3 separate regions of the Mus musculus genome follow, and regions 1 and 2 are each linked to region 3. The links are chromatin loops, found by intact Hi-C in ENCODE. Cell type or tissue: heart. All regions are shown on one strand. Each heading gives the region's core, and the rest is flanking DNA. Links, peaks and the distances in the headings are about the cores only.

Evidence for each region. A loop is a pair of places that touch in the nucleus more often than their neighbours do. Peaks named below come from ENCODE experiments on the same cell type or tissue, not always from the same donor. Only the 100,000 strongest peaks of a DNase experiment are listed, where the experiment ranks them.
Region 1: it touches region 3 in a loop (2.9-fold over the local background); 2 of 42 quality-filtered maps call a loop at or near these places.
Region 2: it touches region 3 in a loop (10-fold over the local background); 3 of 42 quality-filtered maps call a loop at or near these places.

What each region holds. Positions count from the first base shown.
Region 1 is chr2:59,960,765-59,964,798 of GRCm38, reverse strand. Baz2b (bromodomain adjacent to zinc finger domain, 2B) reads left to right here. Exons shown (of 36, transcript NM_001001182.3): 9 at 2,169-2,778. Among named protein-coding and RNA genes, the nearest start is that of Gm13572, 74 kb to the left of the region's middle. In heart, for the core only: no CTCF peak of the experiment used is centred there; no DNase peak of the experiment used is centred there; H3K27ac peaks cover 1,439 bases.
Region 2 is chr2:60,416,363-60,420,396 of GRCm38, reverse strand. It overlaps Pla2r1 (phospholipase A2 receptor 1), which reads left to right. Exons shown (of 30, transcript NM_008867.2): 30 at 95-2,854. The coding sequence ends at 384. Among named protein-coding and RNA genes, the nearest start is that of Gm13580, 6.9 kb to the right of the region's middle. In heart, for the core only: a CTCF peak has its summit at 2,089 (motif pointing right); a DNase peak (open chromatin) is centred at 2,096.
Region 3 is chr2:59,828,352-59,832,385 of GRCm38, reverse strand. The region is part of intron 19 of Tanc1 (tetratricopeptide repeat, ankyrin repeat and coiled-coil containing 1); the gene reads right to left. Among named protein-coding and RNA genes, the nearest start is that of Wdsub1, 52 kb to the left of the region's middle. RefSeq lists an enhancer at 3,025-3,613. In heart, for the core only: a CTCF peak has its summit at 2,015 (motif pointing left); DNase peaks (open chromatin) are centred at 1,245, 1,985 and 3,025; H3K4me3 peaks cover 680 bases; H3K27ac peaks cover 2,500 bases.

The DNA of each region.
Region 1 (4,034 bases), core at 887-3,386, 130 kb before region 3:
TTTGAGTAATGTAATTTTTCCTCTGTGTGCCTGCTTTGGCTGTATTGAGCTAGAATGGACAGTGTGTGTACTTGATACCCAAGGGCATTAGAAGCAGGGTGGGGGGTGTCGGATCCCCTCGAACTGGAGTTATGGTTGGTTAAAAGCCATCATATAGGTTCTAGGAAATGACCTGTTGCTTTCTGAAAGAGCAATAAATGCTCTTAACCACTGGGTTATCTTTCCAGCCTCTTATTTTAGAAAGTAACAAAACAAGCTAGGCCATGGTGGCACACACCTTTAATCCCAGTACTCAGGAGATAGAGGCAGGTGGTTTTCCATACTGAGGCCAGCCTGGTTGACAGAGCTACAGGACAGCCAGGGAACACTGAGAAACCCTGTCTTGAAAAACAAAACAAATTAGCAAAATATGTTTTAATAATTCTAAATCATTATATATTATCTCAATTATAACAGTAAAATCTGCTTTTTTATTATCAAGTAGTTCCTTTTTAAAGATTTAATTATTTTCTTATTATACGTGAATGGATATTTTTTTCTGCATGTATGTCTGTTTTCTGCATGTGTGCCTGGTACCCAGGAAGACTAGAAGAGTTTATGGGAAGGAACCCCTGTACTTAAATTATGGACAACTGTGAGCCACCAGATGTCTATTTGCTGGAAATTAAAGTAGGTCCTCTGGAAGAGCAGCCTGTGGTCTTAGCCACTGTGCCCCTGAATTTAGCCCCTGAAGTACTATTTCAGATTTTTAATATCTGGTTTCTAATTTTTACCTATAGAAGTAAATTTTGTGAATTTATTATTTATAAATTTTCCCAAGAAAATTGTATTCTATTTGTTTTCCTCCCGTGCTGGATATTGAACCCAGCACCTTGTGTATGCTGGGAATATTCAGTTAGAAAACCTAGTACCCAGTTCCCAGTTGGCCCCCAGGTACCTTAAATTTTTGCTTTGAAAAATAAGTTGAATATAATGGCTCATGTCTCTAATGTCAGCTGAGGCTGAAGCAAGAAAATTATAGTGAGTTGGAGAAACCTTGGGTAATAATGTGTCCAGAGTGACCTGCACTCTAGAATAAGATTCTAGCTCAAAAAGCAAGAAATAAACAGACCATTTTTTTTTCTTCCTCAAAAATTCATTTTGTAATCTAGTGTTATTCGTCTCAGGTGTGTTTCAAGAACAGGGCTCTAGTTAATGTTTCTAGAAGACCATTAAGAGAGAATTTCTGCTTTGGAAATGTATCAAACAATGGAAACTTAACTCTTTAAAGCATTAACACATGTAAACTATACATAGAATCAAGTGTTTGGGACACATGCTGTAATCCCAGAATTTGAGAGTTGGAGGCAGGACAGTCAGGAGTTCAAGGCCAGCCTAGCCGAGCTACATGAATGATAATCTGTCTCAACAAAGGAAAAAAAAGAAACCAAACAACTGGTCGACCATGGAATATCAGCTGGGTGGAGCACCGGGGATGGAATGAGGGATGTGTCTGTCTGAGAGGAATGTGGAAAACTGCCTGAAGAATGGACAGGGTTTCATGCTCCTGAAACAGTTCTGTAGACAAAGGATTTTAGCAAAATGTGGGAGGAGGAAGGTGCCACGTGACTCAGGTCTAAGCAGCTGCCCGACCAGCTAGAAAACTGCCTAGTGACTAGCCATGAAATGATTTGCATCTAACTGAGGTTGACGGGGCTCCCTGAAGCTACTCAAAGAAAACTAATGCAATACAAAGTCTGCATTCATATGTGGTATTTACTAGGAGTTGGACAGGAAGGCTTAACAGCAATGTCCTAAATTTGAGCAATATTTCATGAAAGAATCCATAATGGACTAGCTGGTGTTGTGTTTTTGCTTTGAGCTTTTGGAGGGGAGGGGGGGACAGTTTTAGGGCCTCAGACTAGGTTATTGTGAATATGAGAACAGCAGTCAGGAGAGGGGACAGTCAAGAGGCATGTGTGTTCTGAGTGGTTAAAACAGATGAGAGTGTGGACACGGGATGTCTAAGCAAGGTCTGATAGCCCCTTGCGGTTGCTGACATTCCTTTCCCTGTGCCTGGACCTGTCACGGTGTAAGTTTCTCTGGACAGCTGTGTTCTGATACTGACAAACAGACTCAGTCTCTGTCTCCCGGCCTTCTCATTTTGTTTTTAACTTGTGTTTCACCAGGAACAATATAAGCAGACATTCCCATCACAAGGAAAGAAACAGGAGATGGGGAAGAGCCTGAAGAAGGTTATTGCAGCTTTGTCAAATACTAAAGCAACCTCTAGCTCACCAGCACATCCAAAACTACCACTAGATAACAACCACCCTAATCCATTTTTGACAAATGCACTTTTAGGGAATCACCAACCAAATGGAGTCATTCAAAGCGTCATTCAAGAAGCTCCGTTAGCACTAACTACCAAAACGAAAATGCAGAGTAAGATTAACGAAAATGTCTCAAGTAGCACCCCGTTCTCCTCACCTGTCAATCTGAGCACGAGTGGGAGGAGAGCCCCTGGCAGTCAGACTCCAGCGCTGCCCTCTGCCTCGCCCATCCTGCACAGCAGTGGGAAGGAAAAGCGGGTCAGCAATGACGCAACCCCGCTCAAAGCGCACCATCACCCCCATCCGGCGGCAGCGGCCGCGGCCTTGGTGGAACAGTTTAGAGGGACAGATTCAGACGTTCCCAGTAGTAAAGACTCTGAGGACTCAAATGAGGATGAGGAGGAAGATGATGAGGAAGAAGATGAAGAGGATGATGAAGATGATGAGTCTGATGACAGTCAATCAGGTTATTTTCTGCTTTAACTTTTAAAGTTTGTTTTTAAGTGTATGTACCAGAAAGTTTTCTAAAACATCGTGATTTTCACACTTAGACTCACCGCCACTCACTGATTTCTTACAGCCAATAAAACGTAAAATTGTTTCTGAAACTGTAAGTTAAATCTTAGATTGTGGTTCCCCTGGCATTAGTGACTAATTGTAAAGTGCTGGTGCATGAATCAAACAGTTTGATCAGGTTGCTGAGTTTCCATTTCATCATGACCACTTACACAGTGCAATTGTTATGTTTTCAAAACTAATTTTAAGCCAGGTGGTGGTGACTCATTCTCTCAATCCCAGCACTGTGGAAACACACAGGCAGATTGAAACCAATAATAATAATAATAACAACAACAGCTAATAATTTTGACCCATGTTAGCTGCATACACCTTTAATCCCAGCACTTGGGAGGCAGAGGCAGAGGCAGGTGGATCTCTGTGATTTGGAGACCAGCCTGCTCTACAGAGTGAGTTCCAGGACAGCCAGGGCTGGGCAGAGAAGCCCTGTCTGAGGTGGGGGGGGGGTGAGTGGGTGGATTATGCATTAATTTAGAATTTCACTCAATGTGTTTTGAGCATACCTTGCCCCTTTCTTGCTCCTCACCATGCCCCATCTCCTCCCGCAATGTCTTCTCCATTACCCTACCAAGGCCAGCTAGTGCTGCCCAGGTATTCTTGGGTGTGCTTTATTTTCTTCTGCTACCTATTAAAACATTACTACCTATCTTTAAAATGGAAAATTTTGCACCATGGTCATTTAAAAAACCAAAATCTTAAGTCCCTTTTGATTGCAGGATTTATTAAATGACATAGGGTCATCATCTTATGCCTTGACTTCATCTACTCTCTCTAGTGGTTTGGTTTGTTTTTTTATAAATAGAGATTGCTTTTAAATTCATAAAATGAAAGATAATTTAAAATATAAATACAGAAATGATACAAATATGTATGTATTAATGTTTGTATATGGATTTGTTGCTGTTCTGACAGGAATTTTTTAGTAACTAATGGGAATAGGAAAACAGTCCTTCTACAATTTAACATTCTAATATTGTACAATCCCGAAAGGCACTGTCTATCTGTATCAGGGCTTTTTAAAAGTAGCTTTCATCGAGCCCCAGTGCGGGCAATATACCAGACCAAACAGTGCCACCGAGATGCTGGCTGGGCACCTTTGTAGTACAGCCCTATGTTTACCCAGTGTTTAATCCACTCTTGTATGTC
Region 2 (4,034 bases), core at 887-3,386, 590 kb before region 3:
AGGGAAAGAATATTTAGATATTTCTTAGAATCAATACGATAGAAGGTAGGCATGTGACAGTATCTGTCCTCTGTGTTTCTTTGTCTTTCTCCAGGACTAAGCCACAGCATCGTTCCTGTCACAGTAACGCTGACGTTGATAATAGCCCTGGGCATTTTCATGCTTTGCTTCTGGATATATAAGCAGAAAAGTGACATCTTCCAGAGACTCACGGGGTCTCGGGGTTCTTACTACCCCACACTCAACTTCAGCACAGCACATTTAGAAGAGAACATTCTCATTTCTGATCTTGAGAAGAACACCAATGATGAAGAAGTTAGAGATGCTCCAGCTACAGAGAGCAAAAGAGGCCACAAAGGGCGTCCTATCTGCATTTCCCCTTAACGAGATGCCGTTATAGTGTGAATTGCGCCTCTGTTTTAATTAATCTTCAAGCACTGGTTTTGAATCTTAACCAAATCAGATGGGATTTAACGTATTCATTTCCTTTAACTGTGGCCCATTCTGAAAAGGCCCATTATTTTAAAAGACAAGAACTATTAAATAGAATTCTCAGGCCAGTCTGGTAAGCATTCAGTGTGTAGGTACACTCGATACATTAAGAGAAAGGGGGCGTGTCCTCTCACTCCATATGACAGGATGGTACTTCTGCCAGTCAGTGCTTGTTTGATTCTAAATCAACCATTTTTAAATGGTGTGGTTTGGGAAAATCCTAAATTTTAGACTTCAGGTTCTGAGCTCTCAACTAATACTTTGAATGACAAAGTTATATTAGATCTGATTCTCAAGTTAAGTGGGAGAAATACCACCTTCTCCTACATATGAAGAACTCAGTAGGCAGGCACTCTCAAGAACAACCATACAGTTTAAACTGTGCCATAAACCCTCACCTGTTAATTGATTACCTTGATTTAAAGATATCTTTTAGGTAAGTTTAAAGAAATGCATTGAGAGTTTAATATTGTCAAAGTTCATGGGCCTTACTTATTAAAAACTAAAATCTAAAATTATAAAATACTATATAACAATCTTTTGTTATTGTTCTGTTCTGTTTTGTTTTCAAGACACAGCTTCTTTGTATAAACAGTCCTGGCGGTCCTAGAATTCACTTTGTATGCCAGACTAGCCTCAAACCCTCTGCCTCCCAAGTGCTGGGATTAAAGGTGTGTGCCACCACTACCTGGCAATATGTAATCTAACCAGGGCTTACAGAATAGATGTAACTCAAACTTAAAGAGAAAAAAAAGTGAAGATCTGAATTGTGCTCCCATTAGAACCAAACTAAACAAGATGTTGAAAAAATACTGAATAAAACAACCCTGGAGAAGGTGTTTTAAAATAAACTGTCCATTCTGACCATCTCCTTTTAGTCTTGGATTAGTTGATGCCATTGGTTGGTTAATGAGGATTAAGAGTATGATATTTGGGGCCAGGAGACAGTTCAGTTGGTAAAGTATCTGCTGTGCCATCTTGAGGACCTGAGTTCAAATCCCCAGTACCCACATAAAGACTAAGTGCAGTGGTGCACATCTGCAACCCCAGCTCTGGGGTGGGTATGGGACAAAACCAGGCGAATCCCAGAAGCTCTTTCACCAGCCAGTCTCGCCAAGCTGATGAATTTCAGGTTCAGTGACAGACTTTATCTCAAAAACTATCATGGGAAAAGACACCTAATGTCAGACTTTAGCCTCAGTATGCCCACACATATATGTGCATGCACACACACACACATTAAAATTTTAAAGTATATTTCCTGTGTATTAAAAGGTCACAGGTTTGATATTCTGTCATTAATTTATGATAAATAAAAGTGTCTCCATAATCAAGAGTAAGAGGTTACTTGCCGTCTGAGTGTTTACTGGGTGTCTTTATTAAGATAGATCTTCTGTTCTAGCACAGTCCTGGGGTGAACCAGTCAGGGTGGCTTCTATGCTCATGACACGTTATTCCCAGGGAAGCAATCTATACACAGACGACAGGAGGTAGCTATGAAAATTAAGTATGGTCCCTGGGATAAACATGGGCACTCTCAGGCTTGCCTCCTTGTGTATTTCTGCCAGTACAATCCATGGCCCTGGTGCTACCTGCCACTCGTCACTAGGGGGCGCTCTGAGAAAAAGTATGAATGTGTTCTGCACAGCAAACTGGGATCCTTATCAGTACAACCTGAAGACTAGAGTCCCTGTAGACTATTACAACGACTACAGCTCCCGGTCACAGCTCTTTGCTACTGCTGTTATGTGGCTGACACACTGGGACACTTGACTCTCATTTTGTTTTCCAAGTCATAGGACTTAACTTTTAAAAGAACATTATATTAGGTAGCAGTTATATATTTATGACTCAAAAGAACTAACCGGATGGTATAAAGACTCAATTTAAAAAACTCTCAAGTGAAATTAAATTTCCTTTTATTTTGGTGGATTTGATGAAGCTGTGGTCAATTAGCCTCCCAGTAAAAGTATAAAATCACACATAACAAGTGGACAAAAGTATGCCCTTGCAGCCGTGGCCTTGCTGAAAGAGATGAGATTGCTGTCAAGGCTCTGTTTTGAAATCCTGTGTTGAGCCTTCCCTGAAGCCTGTCCCCATGAACCAATTTGCACTTGTTCCCACTGCTGAAATTTCAGAAACATAGAGTACTAAGGGACTCGCTTTTTTCACATATGAACCCTTTAAAATCCTTTTCATAGATCTCTTCTTCTTTCATTAATTTAAAAATATTTTTCATACAGTATATCTTGACCATATTCCTTCTCCTCTCAGACCTTCCCCATCTCCTTCCCCACCTGACTTCATATTCTCTCTATTTCTCAACAACAGTACAATTAAAATAAACTAACAAAATAATAAGACCAAAAAAAAAAAAAACTAAACAAAACAAAAATCACACACATAAAGCAACCCTTGGCATTCATTTTGTGTTGGCCAACTGGTTGATATACCCAGTATCACTCCAACGGAGAAAATTGATTGCCCTTCTCCCAGCAGGTATCAATTGTAAATAGCTTCTTGGTTAGGAGTGGAATGCACATTTATTTTTAATCAGAATTTGATTTCTTATTTATTTACTGTGCATTCGTGTTTTGCCTGTATGTATGTCTCTATATAAAGGTGCCAGATCCCCTGGAACTGGAGTTTGAGGCAGTTGTGGGCTCTCATGTGGGTGCTGGGACTTGAACCCACGTCCTCTAGAGAAGCCCCAGAACTTAATTTCATAACTACAGCATAAAAAAAACATAGGATTAAAAATTCACTCATGATTAATATTCATCCCTTTAAAATATATTATTTTCCTGAAGGGTCTTTGACCATGGGTTGATCAAAAATTTACTAGACCTTGGGACCATTAAAAATTAAAATATCTATATATGTAAGTTTTTCCCCTGTGACTGACCTGAGTATCTTTAGATACTCCCAAGAATTGGAAAGTCTTGGATTTTTTTCAGTTAATAACATCTTGAGTTCTTCCTATTCTAAGAGCCATTCAGGTTTGATTGTCATCGAAAGCTCCACACCTGAATGGTCTCTTTAGATGACTGTTTAGTCTTGAAGTCTCTTTACCTCTTTAAAATGGCCAAATTAATATATAGTTAACGTCTGGATATCCAGAACAAACACAACCAAAGGAATGACGTATATAATTACCTTTACATTGTGGCTAAATCCATTTGAAGTAATTTTTTTATAGTGATTCACAGTTGATACTGGAGTGGATCAGAAGAGGCAAGAGACTCTGGATTCCTCATCATGTCTACCATTCAAATATTAATTGACATAAACAATTTCAGTTTAACACCTGTATCATGCCATGTGTTGTATGACCAACAAAATCAACATGTGCGTTCATAATTTGAGGCATAAAAATAACTGCACACCTGACAAAGACAGAGGCGGATGCTCGCAGCCAACCATCGGACTGAGCTCGGGGTTTCCCGGTGGAGAAGTTGCAGAAGGGACTGAAGGGGGTTTGCAGCCCCATGAGGGGAGCAACACTGTCAACAGGCCAGACCCCACCCCCAGTCCTCCTGGGG
Region 3 (4,034 bases), core at 623-3,122:
AAAAAAAATTTTTTTTTTTTAAATTATAGTGAGTTCACTGTCACTCCCCTCAGACACACCAGAAGAGGACATCAGATCCCATCACAGATGGTTGTGAGCCACCATGTGGTTGCTGGGATTTGAACTCAGGACCTCTGGAAGAGCAGTCAGTGCTCTTAACCACTGAGTCATCTCTCTAGCCCATAAAACCTCTTTTAACAAGTTAAAATCCCATATCATAAGAGAAAAAAATAAGGTGCGGGGTGGATGCCTCTTGGGTGTGGTGTGGAGTGCAGCTCCAGCGGGAAAGAGTGCTCACGTGACTGTCAGTGCCTCCCCTCCCCTCACCTCCATCCTGGCTTTTGCCTTGTCACGTGTCCAAGAAAAGACAATAGCAGGTGCCAGTGACAACCCTTGCCCTTTTAATCAGGGTGGGTTCTGTGATCGCTGGGATCCATTGAGCACAGCGGCAGTACACTAATGTCAAGCCCTGTAGGGCAGCATGGCTCTGAGCCGCACAGGATAGATGCTCCCTAGAAGGGAGTGACCTGCTGCCAGGAGGAGGAAGCAGCTTAAGCCTGTGGTGCCATTCCCGTGCCTCCTTGGAAGACTGTTTTTAAATATATCCTTAATTTCCAGCTTCCAGAAGACAGCAGTATCCCCACGATCGGGGGGTGGGGCGGTTGGGGAAGAGGTGGACTTCTCAGCTACAAATGGGAAACAGCAGAAACAAACCCTTCACAAAAGCAAGGCGGTGCCCGTGATCATATGAAAGTGCCCGGCCTCCTCAGCAGCCGATGCAACTGAGAGATGCACGAGGGGTCACCCACTCCTCACTGGTGGGAATGACGGCAGGAGACAGCAGTTGGGAGTCAGATCGGGTGAATGCACACTTGTGTGGCAGTGTTCCTCACGAGGCCTCAAGCCGGACACTACCCACACTGCTGTCAGTAGTGGGAGACGCCAGCGAACAATGTTATCATAGGGTGGGAAATTCACACATCTATGAAAATACATGCCCCACACCTAAACACAACTTGACAACACAACAGACCCATCTTACATGCTTGACTCAGTGAGTAAAAGCCCACACTGCAAGAGCAGTCTGGAGAAGGGACCTTGAACGCTCCTTTTGGAGAGAGTGGGACCCAAGATCTGCCTCCTCATCAGAGCTAGGGATATGGTGACGAGAACCTCGGACACCTGTGATCAAGGAGGCTGCTTCCCATACACTTGCATGCGTGGACCTGTCTCTCCAGGCCCCTCCCACACAGCTGCCTGATGCCTGCTCCTCCTGGGGCCTTCTATAAATACTATGCCACCAGGGTTGGCTCCTAAACCTCTGCCCATAACTACTCCAGCTTCCCTTATACATGGCCCTGGTGACTGAGGTTAACCATGACACAGACAGATGGACTAACGACAGACAGGCAGACAGAAGACAGAGACACAGACACTGCAGACCAGACAGCTGGTTCTGAGAGTGCTAATATCACCCGAGTCCCATCCCAGCCTTGTGCAGGGAGTAAGGAGCAAGGCAGGAGCCGTGGGACGGAGCAGATTACCAGGAAGACTCATCTCGGGGGCCTAGCATCTAAAGCCCAGGAAGACAGCAGGAACAGGCAGCCCCTCTTTCCAGAAAGACAAGCCGGTTCTCATGGTATTTCTGGTCCCAAGCCCCTGAGCATGAATGTGGACCCTACAGTCGGCACTGTCCATCTTTCAGTAGCTTCCCCTCTCGCTGGGGAGGTGAGGGGCATTCTGCTGGCCTGGTCCCACCAGACCACTCTCGCTCAGTGTGAGTTCCTCCTCACTCAGTGACAACACCTTCTTCTCTCTCAGGAAGTAGGTCAGCACACCTCTCCAGGAAAACGTGTTCAAGGGACTCTGTTCTAACTGACCTCAAGTCTCTTGATTTTGCAGCGGACAGCACAGAAGGAGCAAGTCAGGGGACCGGAGGAGGCAGCAGATTGAAAGCTGACACCAGCCTTTTCAGGCCTGACCATGAGGACGCATAGGCTGACATCTGCTGGCTGTCAACGTGTTCCACAAACAAAGCACAGCACACCCTAAGGGCACTGTTTCGGCATCAGTGGTAGAACGCTGCTCCAGGAAGTAGCACTGGACCCTTTCCGCTCTCCAAGGAAGTGGTAGAGCTAGCCTCAGTCCCTGTAAGAAGCCAGGCAGGAACTACAGGCTCTAGCACAAGTATACGGCACCCACACCTGCCTCTGGCAGAAAGAGAAGCTATACTGAGATGCTCAGATGTCCTAAGAAGCGCTGAGTATGGACGAGCTGCTCCGCTTTATGTGGGAAGCTGATGTCCCTGTGGGAACCCTCCCTTGATAGACATCTCCTCTGTTTAGGGAGGATCAGGTATGGATTCACTGGAGAACCTCACACGTGTGGCCTCGCCCATGTTACCTGTCTCTGTCTCACAGCCTATGCAGAGGCTGAGTCCGAAGCTTGGGCCTGTGCAGTCCCTGTGAGCCATGCTCATTTCTCTGTCATGTGCACCTCTGCCTCAAGGAGAGCAACACTGGTGTGCATGGCTCCAGCTGACGTGCCTTTCATTACAAAAGTCTGTCCCTCCCCTAGGGGTTCTGAAGGATATAAAAATTGTTTTGTTTTCTTCTCCTATAATATACGTTATCTCAACTGATCTTGCAGGAGCCCTCAAGTGGGCCATAAAAGACCTGGGTGCCAGCTGCTGCTCTGGAACTCTCCTCCACTCAGGGACTCTCCTCCTCTTTCCATGGCTGGACCCAAGCAGGAGGAGAAAGAAATCAGGGGTGCACACATGTGTCTGCACACCGAGACCTAGGAGTCCCCGGAAAGAGACAAGTCCGGTCTTGCATTTGAGACTGGATGGTCCACCTACTCAACACTCCCCCCTCTCATTTAGTGAAGGGGCTTCACCACTGAGAAACGGGGTGCCTTTAAGTCGGAATCTGGAATCTCTGCTGCAGCTGCTGCTGAAGTCTTGACAGTAACACATCAGACAGCCCTGCGCTAAAAATAGGATTCGTGTGTTTCACCAGCCAGCAGAGAAGCCGGACGTTGGAGCAGCTGACAAGCTGACAAGCGTGCCCGCCCTGCCAGGCCTGGCGACGGGGTCAGATTCCCACCTTCTTCTTTCTCCACAGCCAGATTTGATTTGCTGTGTGCTTGTTAGTGCAGACCTGCTGTGGGGGGGGGGGGGGCGATTAAGAACCTGTCAGCGCAGGTCCACTCTGCTCAGCCTCAAACCAGATCAGGTTCTATACAGGAATTCCTAAGGAGACACTGCTGATGACAGACACTGGAGCACTGGCTTCCTCTTCTACCCAGAGTGAGTATTTTTAGCTCCATCACCAAACTCCCCAGGCGAGGATGCATCTCAAGTTTCCACAGAGGTGAGGATTTCAGGATACCACATTCCCATATTCGGAAGCATGGAGGGCTACAACAAACAAACTCAAAACAAGCTATGCTCAGGAATTCCAACCATCCTGCTGAGAAAGCCAACCTTGGCCCCAGCTCTAATGAGGGTCAGTGAACTTGGCTTCATCAGACAAAAAAGGAGTGGGGGCAGGGGTGGGGTGTGAAAGGCAGGACCAGGGTGGGAAAGAGGACATTGCTGCTTTGTGTTTGGCCAATAAAACACAAGGACACGTGAAAGGAAAGGCCCCAGTCCCTGTGAACACGAGGCACTGAAGCCAGGCACAAGTGCTTTTACTTGGCAATCGCTTAACAAGATATCATCTGTGTGATTGAATTAAAAAAAAAACAAAAAAAACAAAAAAAAAAAACCAAAAGCAAGCACATCCCCTCCCTATCCTGACAATCCTGAGTGATTTCACCTTGGCAGCGCTGTCTTCTGAGCACGAGCAGATTCGTCCCGGCAGATGTTCATTTTAGGAAAAACCTAACTGACACTTAGCCATCCGAGCTCACTGAAAACATCACGGAGAAACACTCCTTGGCACCATAAAATGGATCATTTGGCAGAATCCTTTACATATTGAAGTTCTCCGGGCAAAGATTTGATTTTAAAAAAAGAAACAACTCTCAAC